Regions from separate parts of the Homo sapiens genome. Here region 2 is linked to region 1. The links are chromatin contacts, found by Hi-C in ENCODE. All regions are on one chromosome and are shown on one strand. Each heading gives the region's core, a stretch centred on a gene start or an enhancer-like site at or near the end of the contact. The rest is flanking DNA. Distances are from core to core; before and after follow the strand shown. Region 1 holds the start of TAT-AS1 (TAT antisense RNA 1). Region 2 holds the start of RFWD3 (ring finger and WD repeat domain 3).

What was found. A loop is a pair of places that touch in the nucleus more often than their neighbours do. Pooled maps may share reads with other maps.
Region 2: a loop to region 1 is called in a map of CD8-positive, alpha-beta T cell, with 9 times the contacts of the local background. The contact joins the promoter of RFWD3 here to the promoter of TAT-AS1 in region 1. A Hi-C loop is called at or near these places in 2 of 168 maps with a recorded cell type or tissue (CD8-positive, alpha-beta T cell and naive thymus-derived CD4-positive, alpha-beta T cell) and 6 of 50 pooled maps.

Annotation. Positions count from the first base shown.
Region 1 is chr16:71,563,058-71,566,505 of GRCh38, forward strand. TAT-AS1 (TAT antisense RNA 1) reads left to right here and starts at 1,959. Exons shown (of 3, transcript NR_103852.1): 1 at 1,959-2,065; 2 at 2,994-3,144. It overlaps TAT (tyrosine aminotransferase), which reads right to left. Exons shown (of 12, transcript NM_000353.3): 12 at 2,603-3,448. LOC124903710 (a long non-coding RNA gene) reads right to left here and starts at 1,883. Exons shown (of 2, transcript XR_007065106.1): 1 at 1,836-1,883; 2 at 596-1,767. It also overlaps the pseudogene RNU6-1061P. RefSeq lists an enhancer at 2,379-2,910.
Region 2 is chr16:74,664,985-74,668,432 of GRCh38, forward strand. It overlaps RFWD3 (ring finger and WD repeat domain 3), which reads right to left and starts at 1,893. Exons shown (of 13, transcript NM_018124.4): 1 at 1,802-1,893. It also overlaps the pseudogene TMPOP2. RefSeq lists a silencer at 1,423-1,572.

The sequences.
Region 1 (3,448 bases), core at 709-3,208:
TGGCTAATTTTTGTATTTTTAGTAGAGATGAGGTTTCGCCATGTTGTCCAGGCTGGTCTCAAACTCCTGACCTCAGGTGATCCACCCACCTCGGCCTCCCAAAGTGTTAGGATTACAGGCGTGAGCCACCTTGCCTGGCCGATACAAGCTATTCATAGATGGTCCTTATTATTATCTTGAGGTAGGTTCCTTCTGTTTCTAGTTTGTTGAGTGTTTCTATCGTGAAAAGGTGTCAAATCTTGTCAACTAACTTTTCTACATCAGTTGAGATGATCATGTGGTTTTTGTCCTTCATTCTGTTAATGTGGCATATTATATTGATTGATTTTTATATGTTGCATCTCAGTAATAAATCCCACTTGATCATGGTGTATAATCCTTGTAACATACTGTTGAATTTGGTTTGCTAGTACCATGCTAATCTTCTCTGTATTGTTCCAATTTTAGAATATGCACTGCCAAAGGGAACACTCCCACAGCTTTACTTTTTAAATATGGTATAACGTAAAAATACATTAAATTTAGGCTATCAAATGAGTTAAAGACCAATAATTCTTTTCTACATTTGAAACACACAAAAATTAAGACACACATGTGCTAGTTCTTCTGTTTATTGTTTTCTTTGAGGAATTGGGCATCACCTCCTATACAGCTTCAACCTTAACCTTAGCAAATGACTGACTGCCTCTTTGGAAGGTGCTGTGAAACAATTTGGCCTATAGAGAGCATCTGTATTTGCAGGTTCTATAACATTATATGAAACTTGTTTGTAAATAAACCTAAATTGTTTAAAATAAATAAGGATATAAATAATATGTACTGAGAATTCAGTTCTTTTCCAACATATATGCAATAATTCAAACTTCAGGGTACGTAAAATACAACACCTCACACAGAATAATGTGCAGAATATGCGGAGTAACAAAAATTCTCTCCTTGACCAAACTCTAGCCAGGTTCCTCTGAGCCATTTGTGGACTAGGCCTCAACAGACTTGAACAAAACTCTAACACAGTCTCTAACAGTTCAAGGTAGCATCTCTAGGATGACTCCAGCCCCGCTTTAAAGGGCCTGCCTAAAAAAACTCAGGCTGCCAAAGGAATTTACTGTTCCAGCCAACACCTTAAGATATGGCTCCTATCTCCCAGCATCTGTAGGAGGATAAAAGCCTAACTTCCAGAAACACCCTTTAACAAACCCAGATGGGTTTCACATGGACTAACCCCTACTTCGCACTTTTTGTAATCTTTCACTTCCCTCACTCTTCTGAGCGCCCCCTCATTCCTCTCCCCTTCCCTATTTCCCCATTTTTCCTTTAAAGTCTGAGTAACATTTGTACAAATCAAAGTTGAGTTCAGTTCGTGCTGGACTCCTCCTTATTCCATTAGTATATTACTGGTTAAAACCTGTCTCAACCGCTTTACTGTCCTGCTTTGTCTTTGACAAAGGCACGGGGGTGGATTTATTTTTCTGGCTGAGTAGAGATCCTAATGTCAGGCACTGCGGACGGTGAGGGCCACGATTCTTTGGAGAAAAGTTCCAAGGGGCTATACCATTGGAAACTAACACCAGCTAATAGAATTGTCTGCTCTGCGTCACAACTCATGGAAGTTGCTGCTTCTGATCCAGAGCTGGGAAAGGTTAACAGGTGATTACAAAAGCCTAGGATGTTTTGTCAACTTCCTGGAACAATTCCACCAGTCAGAGCCCAAACCGGGGGCAAAGGAGGAAGAGAAACTCGAAGCAGGGTGTGACCAGGGTAGACAGGCTGAAAAAGGAAACAAAATGTAACATCCTAAGAGAACGCAGAGGCCGAATAAAGGAACTAACCCTCACCTGCAGCTCAGATTCTACGCCGGCGCCCGGAGCTGTGTCCTGTTGCCTAGCGACGGCGCATGCGCACTGACTAGCGCAGCCCCCTAAACATGCATCCGCGCCTGCGCAGCCGCGGGTCGCCCAGGGTTGGGATGTTGGTGTCGGCTGGGGGCTGCTGTGAGGCGCTTGGTAGCACCCAGTCCTGATACTCTCCAGTTACCCGGTAGGCGGGGCTCGGACACAAAGAAAAGGTGAATTCGCAGCTGAGAGCCCTTGTTTCCGGTCCTTTTTTTTTTTTTTTTGAGATGGAGTCTCGCTCTGTCACCCAGGCTGGAGTGCAGTGGCGCCATCTCGGCTCACTGCAAGCTCTGCCTCCGGTGTTCAAGCGATTCTCCTGCCTCAGCCTTCTAAGTAGCTAGGATTACAGGCGCGCGTCACCACGCTTGGCTAATTTTTGTATTTTTAGTAGAGCCGAGGTTTCACCAAGTTGGTCAAGATGGTCTCAAACTTCTGACCTCGTGATCCGCCCGCCTCGGCCTCCCAAAGTGCCGGGATTACAGGCGTGAGCCACCGCGCCCGGCCGTCTCCGATCTTTACACGCATTCTTCGTGTTATCTGAAGACACTCTGACGCCACCACCCAAAGCAACTGGCAGTTGACTCTTGGCAATTTTAAGCTTGTGTGGAAAGCAGCCGCCGCCCGGTAGCTCCTTTTTATCTAGAGACACTCAGGATGTGGGGGACACCCCAGCAATGCCATCCCTCCTTTGACCTCCAGAGCGCGCAGAATTACAAAGTTGAGTAATACTTTATTTGAAAAAATGAAAAGTGCACACACACACACACACACACACACTTACATAGGCACAGTATAATCTGGAAGTATGACCAGCAAATGATAACTGATTCCCTCAGGGGAGAAGAAACTGGGTGGCTGAAGGACAGGAATGAGAAAGAAGGACAGTTGCGTTTGTTTGTATCGTTTGAAATTGTCCAGTGTGTATGTGTTCTTTTCAAATGTTTGAAGAACCATTGGCTCCCTTATCAAAATGTAAATACCAAGGAAAATCAGGAATTTAAGAAGTCTAAGAATTCTGTAATGCTGGGTAGAATTTTCTGTACGTGTAAAACTAAAATGTCTTTTGTAAATCACTGAGTCTTCCTGTTTATTTCTGGTTAGAGATCTTTGGGGGCTTGGATGGAGGAACAGGAAAAGAGGAGCCAGGCTTTTTTGGAAAATTGGCGGCAGCGGTGGCATACGGGAAACTGAAATCTTTATCTAATCTCATCCTTTGTATATTCGTCTTGGATTTGCTGAAGAAAATTAAAAGGTAAATTTTGCTGTGAGCTCACTGAACTCAAATTGAAAGGGAACATATGCTGTTTATTTTTGTGAAGGACATTAATTGGGTGTGACTGGCAGGGTTGAGACCTGAAGTTCCTCTTTTAGATAAGGAAAATTTCCCTTGGTGAGAAATCTCTAGACTAGTTATGATAGATTCCTAACCCCCAACCTTGAAAGGTAACTTAAGGCTCCCTCCTCTAAGGGAAGGGCTGAAGAAAAAATTAAACAGGCAACTGTGCCTATGAAGATTTGCGAAAAAAAAAAAAAAAAAAAAACATCTAGGACACTTC
Region 2 (3,448 bases), core at 643-3,142, 3.1 Mb after region 1:
TTGAGGATGTCACACAAACGCTGTTTTTTATGTGTGCTGTGAGCGGTGCTTAAAATGTCAACCTCAGACTTGTCATCTTTGTTACTCAGGTTTCAATCAATGGCCACAACAGGCAGGACGAAAGCCCCTCAATTAAAGGTTGAGAAGAGGTGGGCGGGGGAAGTGTTCAAATCTTTGCTCTGGCCGGTGCAGAGGGTCACGCCTGTGATCCCTGGACACTGAAATGCCCAGGCGGATGGATCACTTACGCTCTGGTGTTCCAGACCAGCTTGGGCAACACAGTGAAATTCCCATCTCTACCAAAAAAGAAAAATAGAACAGGTCAGGCGCGGTGGCTCACACCTGTAATCCCAGCACTTTGGGAAGCCGAGGGCAGACCACTTGAGGTCGGAGTCCCAGAATGGCCAATATGGTGAAACCCCGTCTCCACTAAAAATACAAAAACTACCCGGGTGTGGTGGCGCATGCCTGTAATCCCAGCTACTTGGGAGGCTGAGGCAGGAGAATCGCTTGAACCCGGGAGGCAGAGGTTGCAGTGAGCCGAGATCGCACCACTGCACTCCAGCAGGGGCAACAAAGCGAGACTCTATCTCAAAAAAAGAAAGAAAAAAGAAAAATAAAACAATGAGCCGGGCGTGGTGGCGCGCACCTGTGGTCCCAGCTATTGCGGGAAGCCGAGGTGGGAGGATCCCTGGGGCCCGGGAGTTCGAGACTGCAGTGAGCTCTTCCAGCCTGGGTGCAACAGGGAGACTTTTCTTTCTTTCTTTCTTTCTTTTTTTGAGATGGAGTTTCACTCTTGTTGCCCAGGCTGGAGTGCAATGGCGTGATCTCAGCTCACTGCAACCTCGGCCTCCCGGGTTCAAGCGATTCTCCTGCCTCAGCCTCCCGAGTAGCTGGGAAATGGGGTTTCTCCATGTTGGTCAGGCTGGTCTCGAACTCCTGGCCTCAGGTGATCCGACTGCCTCGGCCTCCCAAAGTGCTGGGATTACAGGCCTGAGCCACCGCTTTTCTCTTTATAACACCTTTTTCTCTTTATAACAGGAAAAAGGGAGGAAGAGAGAGGGAGAGGGAGAGGCGGAGGGGGAAGAGGAGGGAGAGGGAGACGGGAGGGGAAGGGAGAGAGGGAAAGAAGGAAATTAAATCCCTGTTCTTTTACTACATGGGGAAAGAAAGACATAGATAGATTAGATAGACAGATTAGATAGATAGATAGATAGATAGATAGATAGATAGATAGATTGATTAGATACATAGATATTAAATCCCTGTTCTTTTACTACATGGGGAAACTTTGGGCGGGTTTCCTAAACTCGGCTCAACTTGTTCTCCTGTAAAACAGGGATAATACAAGTCTTTACTCCACAGTTTCCGTGATGAAATTAAAAATGAAGTTCTTCCATCAACTTTAAAGTGATGAAGTAATCGGCGCTCAGAGCGGGCGCAGGCAACGCCGCTGAGGAGCCCGAGGCTAGGCTCTCGGGGGAAGGGCCGGGCGACCTCCCACCCCGGCCAGGGCAGGCCCCGCAGCAGCGAACTCGGCTCCTTCAGTGATCGCCCCGAGCTCTCGCCTGCCCAGCCCCCACGCCCAGCAACCCAGATACGCGCGGGGGTTCGGGCTCCTTAGCCCCGACCACTGGCGCCGCCCCGAGGGCCCGAATCCCCTCAGGCCGCCGGGTTCCAAGCCCGCGTGCAGCCCACCTCGTGGGGTGTCTCCTGAATCCCAATCCAGGAATCAGGCGTGGGGAGGTTTATCCCGAAGCTAGAGGCCCAAGGCCTGAGGAGAAGCAACACCCCTCCTCACCTGAAACCAGCAGGCCGCGGCCGGGCTCGCGAGCCCGCCGAAGACTCGGTAGTTACCTCGGCCGCACTCCGAATGCACCTACGCCAACTGCCACTTCCGGAGCCGCTCAAGCTCCCGCCAGAGCCGCCGGCAGGCATGCTCCTATTGGACAGAAGCCCTACGCTGTGGCCAATACCCACTCTTCTTCTTCAATGGGTCCCCCGATAGCTGAAGCAGCGGTGCTCTCATTGGCTGGTAGTTCGTCCTGACGAGGCGGGACCGCGCTTGAGGAAGCCTCCTACAATTGGCAGGAATCTACGTCCGTCACCTTGCACCCGCCCCGGAAAAAATGGGAGGTTTTTTTGTTTTTTTTTTGTTTGGTTTTTTTTTTTTTTTTTAGCGCGTTTTATTTGAACTTTCTGGCGGGAGAAAGTTATATGATTTCTCGGTCCATTTTGGAATGGGGATGATGATATTAAAACTGACTCCTGCTGCTTATCCCTAACGCTTTAGTGAAGGAGTTATCTGTATCCAAAGGATAGCAGCTAATCGAATAATTTCAAAATATTTCAATATTTTGAATTTCGGAGCCTGTAAAGAGGCGTAGGACAGTCCAGTTCATATGTATCCTCTCATGGGGTTGAAGAGCTCACGCAAAATACTTTGCCTACATAATCTCTTCAATCTCAAACCGCTGCAAGGGATCTGAGCTACTGAACAGTCTCAAATCACTTGTTAGGGCCGCCGCTCGCCGCCAGCGCCAAAAGAAAGGGGCCCCCGGAATTCTCCAGCTACGTACGAGGAGCGCGAGCCCACAGCCGTCTCGGCTCCGAGCCCGCCGCCGGCAGGAAAGCCACAAAGAAAACTGATAAACCCAGACAAGATGATAAAGACGATCTAGATGTAACAGAACTCACTAATGAAGATCCTTTGGATCAGCTTGTGAAATACGGAGTGAATTGTGGTCCTATTGTGGGAACAACCAGGAAGCTGTATGAGAAATAGCTTTTGAAACTGAGGGAGCAAGGAACAGAATCAAGATCGTCTCCTTCAGCAACAATTTCTTCTTCAGCAGAAAATACAAGGCAGAATGGAAGTAATGATTCTGACAGATATGGTGAAAATGAAGAAGACTCTAAATTGGGCTCAAGTTTGAGAAGAGAGAACCGCTAAACAGGGGAGTAAAGACTCCAGTAACCCTCAAGCAAAGAAGAGTTGAGCACAAGGAGAGCTATTCTCAAGCTGGAATAACTGGGACTGAATGGACAAGTGGATCTTCAAAAGGCGGACCTCTGCAGGCATTATTAACTAGGGAATCTACAAGAGGGTCAAGAAGAACTCCAAGCAAAAGGGTGCACGCTTCAGAATATTTTCGTATAGATGGAGCAGTAATTTCAGCGAGTACTCCCATAGCTGAAACTATAATTGCTTCAAACAACGAATCCTTAATTGTCAATAGGGTGACTGGAAATTTCAAGCATGCATTTCCTATTCTGCCAGTCACTGAATTCTCAGACATACCCAGAAGAACACCAAAGAAACCATTGACAAGAGCTGAAGTGGGAGAAAAAAAACACAGGAAAGAAGAGTAGAAAGGGATATTCTTAAGGAAATGTTCCCCTATGAAGCAACTACACCAACAAGAATTAGTGCTAGTTGCCGCAGAAC